Regions from separate parts of the Homo sapiens genome. Here region 1 is linked to region 2. Evidence: chromatin loops called from intact Hi-C (ENCODE). Cell type or tissue: pancreas. All regions are shown on one strand. Each heading gives the region's core, and the rest is flanking DNA. Links, peaks and the distances in the headings are about the cores only. Region 1 has its middle 11 kb from the start of FOXD2. Region 2 has its middle 120 kb from the start of FOXD2.

Region 1 (5,373 bases), core at 105-5,104, 110 kb after region 2:
GCAAGCAGAAAATAATACATCACAGTAAGTTCTTTAAAAGTATGAAAAGTCTTAGGATTGGGAGGCTGATGTGTGAGGATTGCTTGAGCCCAGGTGTTTGAAACCATCTTGGGCAACATAAGGAGACCCCCATTTCTACAAATAAATAATTAGCCATGCGTGGTGGCTAGCCTGTAGTCCTGGCTACTCAGGAGGCTGAGATGGGAGGACCGCTTGAGCCCGAGAAATCAAGGCTGTAGTGAGCCATAATCATGCCACTGCACTCTAGCCTGGGTGACACAGCAAGACCCGGTCTCCAAAAAAAGAAAAAAAAAAAATTCTGTGGGAGTGGGGAGATGCTAGTGAAGGCTTGGTGGGGGAGGTGACCCTGAGTAGGGAGTGAACCAGGTAGAAAGTGGAAGAAGGAACAATCAGATAATCAGACCCATGAACCACAGAATCACTCTGGCTGTTGGGCTCATTAAAGAGTAGTCTCCTAGAATTATTCTTTTAATCAATGACTATTTATTGCACCAGACAGCATGCTGGATAGAGATCTCAGTGTGACTGTGGCCTTCAGTGAAAAAGAAAGAGAGGGGGAGAGAGAGAGAGATCTCAGAACTGAAGCCATCTCATATCCCAAAGCCAGCCTGACTTCCACATCGTGTTCTTGAGGGGCAGACTGCCTCTTCCAAATCCAAGGACCTGGGGAGAGGAAGTTGCTCTGGGTGCTGGAATGAAGGGTGAATCCCTTCTGGTGACATTGGAGGAGGGCTGCTCAAATGGAAATCTGTGATGGATGATGACACACTGGGAGGGGCTCCTGGCTCCCTATAGCTGCCATGACCAGCAAGTCCAGCGGCCAGAGGTCTGTTGACTGAAATCGGAGTCAAACAGGATCAAGTATGGGGTGATGAGTTCTCCCCACAGCAGGCTCCAGAGCTGGGGAGGAATCCCCACCCCATGACATCCTTCAGCTATTCTCTCTCAAGGCCGTCGGCATTCTTCCCTCTGCGCCCATATTACAGCTTTAATTCCACATGCATTTGTGTTTCTTTCTGTCCTCCACTAGATTGTCACCATCCTGAGGACAGGAACCACATCGGTTTTGTTCACCACTGTATCCCCAGTGCAGAGGAGAGGACCAGGCACAAAGTGAGTAATAAAAGAATGGTGAAATGAATTGAGACTGACAAGGACATTCCAGCAGATGAGGGCAGTCTGGTGATAAGTTCATTTCATTTTACAGAGAGGGAGAGTAGGCCCAGGAAGATGGAGTGGTGCAAAAATAAAGCCGCCTACATATGTGGAGAGGGTGTGGGGGTGGCAAGGCCGGGCTCTGGGGTCAGGAGCACAGACAACAGAAAAGTACTCACAGTCCTGGCCCCCAAGATGCCCCAGCCTCCATAAAATCAGTTCCCTCCCCACAACTCAGCCACCTCCTCCTTGAGGTTGTGAACTCCTCCTCCCAGAGGTGCAGGGTGTGCCCAGCCACGGCAGGCTTCTCTCCAACCAGGTGTCCCAGAACTGCCCCCAAAGGGCTACGGGGAGAGGAATAAAGCAGCTACCAGTTTGGGGGTGGAATAGGGCATCCCTGCTGCGGCGCAAGAGCTACAGGGACCATAACAAGGACTGCAAGCCTTAGCACCTAATCTATGCAGGATAAGCCTTAAGAGGGAGCGCACAAAGCCAATCTTGGTAGCGCAAGCACATCCCGGTTAGCACAGGATCTGCCTCTGTCAGTTTAAGGTCATCTCTGTTAGCACAGGGTCAGACCCACTCAAAGCAGGGTCACCCCCGGTGGTATAGGGTCATCCCTTTTTAGCGCTGGGTCGTCCCGCATAGGAGCAAGATCGTCCTAGTTTGGAGAGTCAGCCTCTAACGGAGGGTCAGCGCAGAGCGGGGCGGGGTGGCCGGGTGAGCGGAGCGTAGGGTAGTCTCTGCCAGCCAGGGTGAATCCTGGTCAGCGGAGGGTAAGCTCCCGGTACTTTGGGGCCAGCGGCGCCCCCAAGTGGCTGGGCCCGTCCTGCGCTCAGGATCCGGTGTCAGGGAGGCTTTCAGGAATCTCGGTCCGGAGCCCTCCACCCTGGCTTCGCTCACTCGAACTGGGAGTCTCGCCAACTCAGTCCCGGGCCTCGCTCTTCAGAAATTGCTTCTGCTTCTGAATATTCTTTGTACGCATGTTTGAGACTTTTTCTGTTCACAGGATGCAATTTGGGTGCGCGATTGCATCTGAGACCCAGAATCCGAGATGTAGGCAGAGAGGAGAACTTCGACTGGAAAACTGGAGCCCCAGCTCCAGGGTAAGCGGCAACAGAGCCCGCCCCTCCCCATTCCCTTCGCGTCTCCATCCTCAGACACTCACTCGGCGGACTTGTCTCTGAGAGCTCTGGTCCCGGCCCCCAGTCTTCGAGTACTTCCAGCTACAACCCCACAAAAGCAAGTTCTTTAGTTTGGCCTGGGCGGGGACTTTTAGGGAGGGAGCCAAGCCACAGCCCCCTCCCCACTCAGGCTTTGGGAACGTTCTGACCCACTCCCCCACATTGATAGGTTACAGCCCTCCAGCTCCTGTGGGGTGCCCTGCCTCTCCCCACTACCCAGCCCTCATCCGGGCAAGGCTTCCCGGAAAGAAGGCTGGGTGGCTCAGGGTGAACAGAGAGGAGTAAAAAGGAGCTGGGTTAGAGGCTCCCTTTTCCATTTTGTGCCACCCTATCTCAGTGCCCCGGGAGACACAATGGGATGGGCTGAGCTCTGCCAGCTTCAGGCAGCGACTCACCTTCAACCTCATCCACATTCCCCCTTCTCCCCAAAGGAGGTACATTTATGCAAACCGGCAACCAAAACATACACAGAGATTTGGCCACCCCTCCATGGCCCTGCCAGGGAAGGAAAAAGCCCTGGGTCCCACGTGGAAGCCTCTTAGATCCAGAAAGGAAGTGAGCCAAGCTCCCAGTAAGTAGGCAGCTATGGTAGAAGTCCTGAGGCTGCTCCTGAGATGTCTCCAAAGTCCAGCACTGTCCCATCCAGCACCCTTGCTGCAGAGCGACAGCTGAGGGAGGGGCATGAGCTGTTCAGTAGACTAGAGGGAGGAGCTGGGAAGCAGCCACTGACCACAGACCCAGGAGGTGAGTCCAGGCTAACTTTCCCCAGCTCCATTTCTGAGACAGAGAAATGGAGGCCCAGTGGGGATAGGGGGAGTACTTGCCAAAGGACACAGAGAGTCAGCACCCCAGCAAGAATCAGGAATCTTCTCACCTCCTCCCCTTCTCTACTCCCAATATTAGATAAGTATCTTCAGGGTAGGTGCTAAGGTAAAGATCCAGGAGGAGTGGAAAGAGGCACCAAAAAGCCCTGGTAGCTTCCAGAGGTAAGTGTAATTCAGAATTCCTAATGCTACACTTGAGCCTACACACGCACACACATACACACACACACACACACACACACACACACACCCCAAAGCCCTGAAGCTTGGTCAGCATATCTGACCAAGGAAGGAACGGCTCCAACCAAAGCTGCCTGGGACCTGAGTGGCCCAGATTTTCTTTGTTTATTCTTCACTTTATAAAAGGCCTAGAGTCAGGTGGGGTGAGGGAAGCAAGGCTTGGAGCACTCCAGTGGGCCAACTGACAGATAGATTCTCCAACAGACTCACGAAAGCAAAAGAGGCAGGGAAGCCACCACACTGGAAGATCCGAAAACTAGAGACATTCACTGGCAAACTCTGACCATTCCCCTACCCCTTCCTCTCCTCCAAGGGGGTCACTGGCGCTGGACCTTCTGCTCTGCCTAGGGCTAGGAGGAGAATTCGGCCACCTCTCCCAGCCCAGGAACCCTGGGGAAAGTGGAGTGCCAGACGCTCTTGCTAACCTACACTTCTCCCTAAAGCCACGAGCACCTCTCTCACCTAAAGGTGATCTATTCCATGCCTGATTTATCTGGATAATTGTCTGCTATCCTTCACCTTGATCTTGACCTTACTCCTATCCTGCCTTTAGGAAGGAAGGGGCATTCAGAAGCATTGACAGCCCAGGTGACATTTGAGATTTCCCTAGAGACAAGAGGAGATGCTAAGTTTTTAGTTTCCTCAAAATAGCTATACCTTAATGAAAACAAAATTGCAGCAAGGTAGGAGAAACAAGTTCTAGTGTTCCATAGCACTGTAGGGTAGATATAGTTAACAATAATTTATTATATATCTTCAAAAACCTAGAAGAGGATTTCTAACGTTCACAACAAAAAGAAATGATAAGTGTTTGAGGTGAGAGTTATGCTAATTACCCTTATTTGATTGTTACATATTGTATGCATGTATCAAATATCATTCTGCATCCCACAAATATGGGATTTACATACAATTAAATCCCATATTTGTGGGGTTGTAATAATTGTAGTAAATTATTTACTACAATTATTATGCATCAACTAAAAATAAAAGGAAAAGATCTGGACCAGTGTCTATAGTCTATGTTATTTGTCTATGTTAATTATCTATGTTAATTGTCTATGTTAGTGCATAGATGCTGCAGGGTCCAACTTTATATCTAGGATCCTGCTGAGCAACTCTGGGCAAATGCCACCGCTCACCCCCTCTAGACCAGTTTCCCATACAATGTTAGCCTTGGAGACCCTGCAAGCTCTGGCATTTCAGGCTCTACAGCCTGCACCTGCCTCCTTGATGTAAGCCAGTTTTCTGGCAATGGAAGAGAAGACTCCACAGTCACCTAGGACCAGTAGCCAAGACCCTCTGTGTGGTCTAGAGGGGAGGGGGCTAGCAGCACCAGGCCAGAGAACAGGTCCAAGGCCACACAATGGAGCCTCTCAGCTGCTCTGCAATAACCTGGATCCTGACCCCCAGGCAGGCTGCAGGGGCTGGACATAGCGGGAAAGGTAAGAGGTAAGAATCTTGGGAGGAGGGCTGACTGCTCCACTGCTGCCCTCACTGCACTCCATTAGCACCTTCACTTTGTGCTCCATGTTCCCATCCTTGTCTGCAGTAGGGAAGGAAATTGGAAGAAGGATACGTCCTAATTTTTGTTAAGGAACAGAGGAATAGGCTGGGAACTCAGGCAGGGACTCATTCCTAACCCTTCCACTCCAATCCTCTTCACTCACATTTCTCCAGCCTCTGCCCAAGACAGCCAGGGAGACTTACTGTACTCACAGACTCACACTGATACATCACAAGTATACCTTAGCACACACATAGTCATTCATCAATCTTCACCCCTAAGCACATTCTCCTGCACACACTGATGCATATCCATACCCTCTCACACACAAGCATAAACACAGTCACAGTCCCCAAACACCCAGAAGGCACACATCTATGGGCTGTGATACCTGCAGCCATCATGATAAAGTGAAAAGCTACAAACTTAACCCTTAAAACAC
Region 2 (5,373 bases), core at 316-5,315:
CCTGCTCACCTCCCCTGTTGCTCACACAGTCCTGTCCTCCAGTCCACCAAGCTACCTGTGACTCACTCCGCCTCCAACAATTGGGCGTTTGCTTCTGCTGTTCCCTCTGCCTGCAGCATGGACCCTACCCCCTGCTCTTCTTTGCTGAACTCTGCCTCATCCTTCAGAGTCTAGCTCAGACACCACTTTTCCCCGGAAGACTCCCCTGCATTCCCACGGCTTCCCCGCTATCCCAGTCACAGGTCTTACCTACTGTGCAGACTGCATTTGGGTGGTCTCCATGCATTTCTGCCCCCCTCATTGGACTGTGAGCTCCTCCAAGGACAAAGATGGGGTCCCAAGCACCCAGCAAGAGTTCTGGCCTAGAGGAAGGATTCTGAGTATTTGGTGAGTGAATGCATGTGTTTTCGGGTCAGGTCATCCCCAGGAGCTGGGCTCTCCAGGGGGAAAGGGAAGTAAGTCAGGAGCAGCAGTAGCCCCCCAGGCCACCAGGGGTGTCAGACAGAAGTTAGGCAGAAATCCTGCTGAATGCCTCCTTCTCCCACTGGTGGTCCAAGAAAATTGCTGTAGTTTCCCATGGACTCACTCCAAGGAGAAGCTGAGTGTTGGGACAGTCTGGGCTGAATTCTGAGACCACAGAATCCTGGAATATTAGAGCCAGAAGGAATTTTACATCTCAGAGAGCTTGAGCACCATGCCTGTCCCCATTTAACAGATGAACAAATTGAGGTCCAGAGAGAGGACATAGACTACCAAAGGAAAATCCAGCTGGAGCTAGAACCCAGATCTACTGAGAAATATGGAAAAGAGTTTGAGGACAGGACTGCCCAAAGTGATGGGACTTCCAGCCTGCAGTGCCGTGTGATTGGTCCCCAGGTTCTATTTTCTCTCTTCCTCCAGGCTCCAGGCAGCCAGAGCTGGCCACAGGCTATCACTTGTCAGATACTTGGTAATTAATTTGTCCTAAATCTTCTCTTTTAACGCCATTGTATGCTCTGGGAGGTGGGTTTGGGATCCGACTCTGTCTGTGACTGGTAGTGTGACTTCAAACAAGCTGCCTCCCCATCTCTGCTATTGGTTTTCTCAGTTACAACTAGGGGGTGGGCAAGGCCAATAGTAGCAAATAAGTTTCCTTTCAGTGCCAACTTTGATTAGTAGTGGCTACTTCAGAAGATCTGTCGGGCAGGGGCTCTGTGAATGATTAGCCAATGCCTGTCATGGGACCGGGAGCAGCTCTGCACTCTTCAGAGTCACCTAGATTTATAAACGCCAAACACTGACCCGGGTTCCTGAGGCCCTGAGCCCTTTCTAGCTCTCACCATCTAGATTTCTTCTTTCTCCTGTCTCCACGCAACCATCAAAAGTGATATCAACATCCAAGTTGGATACAAAGTTTTCAGAGATAATCTCACAAGATCCCTGTCCTTGACAAGCTCACAGTTTGGTAAAAGATATTTGCCCAAGTTCACACACAAACAAGTGCTGTTTTCTGTCTGAGCAACAGTCTTAGGGAGAAAGGGGCTTTAAAGGTCAGGACTCCGATGCCTCAGCAATTGCAAGAACCCTCTTGACCAGCCATTCATCATCCCTCACTCCCCACCCACTCACAGGCATTTGCTGTGGTGGTGCAGATTTCAGCCTTGGAGCTTTGGTTTATGCACAGGCTCTGCCAGTTCTCAATAATGTGATCTCAGACAAGTTATTTGCCCTCTCTGTCTCTCCATTTCCTTATCTGTAACATGGTCTGGTGGAATTGCCGTGAGGAGTAAGTACAGGTAAATCGCCTGGCATGGAGTAGTCTTCACCAAAGATGAGCTGGCTGGATGGGTGTGGTGGCTCACGCCTGTAATCCCAGCACTTTGGGAGAACCAGGTAGGCAAGTCACTTGAGGCCAGGAGTTCAAAACCAGCCTGGCCAACATGGTGAAACCCCATCTGTACTAAAAATACAACAATTAGCTGGTGTGGTAGCGCATACCTGTAATCCTAGCTGAGGCACACGAATCACCTGAACCTGGGAGGTGGAGGCTGCAATGAGCCAAGATCATGCCACTGCACTCTAGCCTGGGCAACAGAACAAGACTCTGTCTCAAAAAAAAAAAAAAAAAAAAAAAAACAAAAAACAAACAAACAAAAAAAAACCATGAGCTAGCAATATGAGTCTCATTTAAAGTCTCCTCCTTATCATTCCCCTGGCCCTGCACACTAGGGAGACAGATATCTGCCCCCACTGCCCAAGGGCAGCTCTCTAGGGAAGTAGGCCACCAACATAGCCCCACTCAGACTTCTGGGACTGACATGGGGCACCTCCACCTGCTGCTCCTGTGAACATGGACTGGCCATGGTGCCCTGACTCCAAAGCCCATGCCCCAGACCAGCTTTTCCAAGGGAAGGTCCAAATACCTGGAGAAAAGAAAACGAGACTGTTGTGGGGGTGCTCCCTGCCTCCCCAGCCTGGTTGCGTACCCATACTCAGAGGGGCCCAGCCTGGGAGCTGTCCTTTCCCTCCTGGAAGAGCCTACCTCTGTGCAACCAACCTCAACTCTCCCCCGCGTCGGTCTGAATGTTTGCTCTTCCACCTCTCCCGGAATCATTAAACATTCTGCAGTGGAAACACGGCTGGTCACGTGGCAAGCACAGCTCGCCAACCTTGGCACTTCTCCTCTGATCCCGTTTGTTTTTCTAATATAAAACTAATATGACATAATGTATAATCTAATTTGGAAATTACCATTTGCTTGGCTGGCCCACACTGCCAGCCAATACCAACAGCAAGAGAAATTATTTAAGAATGTTTCTTTTCCTTCGGAACACGGCTGATAATTTATTTTTCCGTCAGAAGATTACTTTTCTCTTTACGACATTTCCTGCCCGTGTGATTTGCGTTAACGTTCAATAAAATGGTCTGTGCCTAACGTAAGGAGGTGAGTCAACATGACTTTCTTCCCTTGAATGAAGGGAGGGTGTCAATTGTGGTCAATAATGGGTTCAGATCTGCTGCCCAGGTACAGGTGCCAAGAGGGATTTCAGTGGCAAGGATTGAGCAGATCTCAGGAAGTCACCTGCCCCCTGTCCAGTAAGCCAGCCCTGAAGGTTGCCTATAGGTCCAGGGTACCCCAGGACCCACTGGCCTCTGGGGTAATGAGTAATGCCCATTTGGCATTCCTGGGCAAGAGGGCTTAGCACCAGGGTGGACTGTAAGCTGAGATTGTGCGTTACTGAAATTCAGGCTTCCAACCTGTCTACACCTGTGTCTCCACTGGGATGAAGTACCTCTTCTTTTGCAGCTGCCACACATTCAGACACACACAGGTTCATTATGCAGCATCTCACCTACACCTTCAGTATGATGCAGTTCAGGCCAACTCCTTCCTTCATCCTTTTTTTCAATAAGGATTTCATAGGTACAGCTGGCTCCTTAAGTTAGAGCTGGTTTCAAATCCTGGCTCTGATACTTAACAACTCCATAACCTAAAACAACTTTCTTCATCTTTGTGAGCCTCCATGAATCTCACCTGGAAAATGGGGGAATAACATTGCCAATCTCATTGGGTTTTGTAAAGATAAAATGTGATGTGTGTTAAAGGCTTCTTAGGTCAGTGCCTAGCACACAGTGAGAGCTCACTATGTTACTGTCACTATTAACCTCTGAACAGTCTTGCTCTGCTGGGGACCAGAGCTCCTGGACTTGATGAAGGGAGTTCCTGTCCCAGTGAAAGACTTGGATTTTGGAAGCCAGACTTGTGCTGTGGGATTAGTGCCTTTAGCTCTGAGAAACTAACTCGACACATGGGTCATAGCTCACCACTAACTTGCTGCAGGTTCTGAGCAGCTCACCCCTCAAAGGTCTGGTCATTGGAAGAAAGCATCTCCATCCCAAATATTTTGCAACCAGGGATACCAGAGGAGACTTTTTTCTTCCCCAGTACAGTCTGGGGAGAAGGGATAGAACTAGCTCTTTCAAACCTTCTCCCTGTCTGCCAATGACCATTCTCCCCTGACCTGAGAAACTCAATCTCCAAGTTAGAGTTTATTTACCCAGAGAAGCGAGAGGTCTGATTTCTTCCTGGATGTTGCAAGACTGAACTGATGGATGTTTTGGTGAAAGATAAAGACGTTAACCGCTCACTTTGCTGCATAGACCACCTCTTTTGGTGATGCTCTCCTGAGAATGCCAGACAGAGCAGAGGGCGCATCTCCAAGAACTTAGCCTCATCATTAATTTAACCAAGTTAAGTGGTTGTTTTGGTTTCATAGTATCGAGGCAACTGGCTCTTCATGGAATTGACTGAATGTTTAGACACAGCCTCTCCTGCTTGAGTGGTTGTTTGACAGAACGGAGTGGGTGTTTTGTTACTGCTTGGTGACCAGTTTGACCTGTTGCTTTTGCATAGTTTGATTGGGTTGACTGCTTGTTTAGCTGTGGTGATTGGTGGTTTCACCAAGTAGACCAGTTATTTTGTCACGGTTGGACCCATTTGACTGGCTGTTTAAGTTGGGTAGGTGTTTTGGCATTCATTAACTGTGTTGACTGGGTTTGATGGAAATGACTGGATGTTTGAGTGAATTAATCCAAATATTTTGACATTGTATGAGGCCATCAGTTGGCTGTTTACAACAGCCGGGTGTGTTTCTATCATTTGACCCAGCTGACCCATTGTTCTGGTATGGTTTGACCTAATGGCTAGTTGTTGAGTTGGTTTGGTGTTTTGGCTTTGTTTAATTCTAAAGACAGGTTGTTTGAGAGTTGTTTGATCAAGCTGATTGGTTGTTTGACTAAGTTGAACAATTGCTTTGGTATGACTTGACCACGTTGACTTGTTATTCAAACTAAGTGGAAGTTTTGTTATAGTTTGACCCAATTGTTTTGAAGGTACCCTTTACTTAGGCTAACTTGATAGGTTGTTTTGGCACTGTTCAGACCAGCTGACAGATGTTTGACCAAGTTGACCAGTAGTTTAGGCTGTGCTTGCCCATTTCAGCTGTTGTTTGGCCAACTTGATTTAGTGTCTGACCGAATTAGCCAGGCATTTATATAGGGTTTCCAATGCTGACCAGGTTTTGATCAATTGCCCGGCTGTTTGGTCTCAAACCAACAGGAGCCAGGGTGGCCAGCTCAGACCCACACTTGCCGAGAAGCCACACTGGGAGGCTCCCTCGCGTGGGAGTGAGAAAGAAGGGGGAAGTGAGGGGGGAGTGGATCCCAAGTCTTGCAGGCAGGTGAGAACAGAAAGGCTGGCGGTAAAGCAGCTGCTGCGTGCAAGAGCTCAGGAGCTGTGGTCTCAGAGCCGGGAGACGAATGTATTTGGCAGAACACTTCAAGAATGCAACCTCTGGGTTAAGTGGTTGAAATTAGGCCCAACGGGGCTGTTTT

The links. A loop is a pair of places that touch in the nucleus more often than their neighbours do. Peaks named below come from ENCODE experiments on the same cell type or tissue, not always from the same donor. Only the 100,000 strongest peaks of a DNase experiment are listed, where the experiment ranks them.
Region 1: a loop joins it to region 2, with 2.0 times the contacts of the local background. A loop is called at or near these places in 1 of 110 quality-filtered maps.

Annotation. Positions count from the first base shown.
Region 1 is chr1:47,446,712-47,452,084 of GRCh38, reverse strand. No RefSeq gene overlaps it. Among named protein-coding and RNA genes, the nearest start is that of FOXD2, 11 kb to the right of the region's middle. In pancreas, for the core only: a CTCF peak has its summit at 1,991 (motif pointing left); a DNase peak (open chromatin) is centred at 1,970; H3K27me3 peaks cover 1,013 bases.
Region 2 is chr1:47,556,319-47,561,691 of GRCh38, reverse strand. No RefSeq gene overlaps it. Among named protein-coding and RNA genes, the nearest start is that of FOXD2, 120 kb to the right of the region's middle. In pancreas, for the core only: no CTCF peak of the experiment used is centred there; a DNase peak (open chromatin) is centred at 2,551; H3K4me3 peaks cover 477 bases; H3K27ac peaks cover 2,293 bases.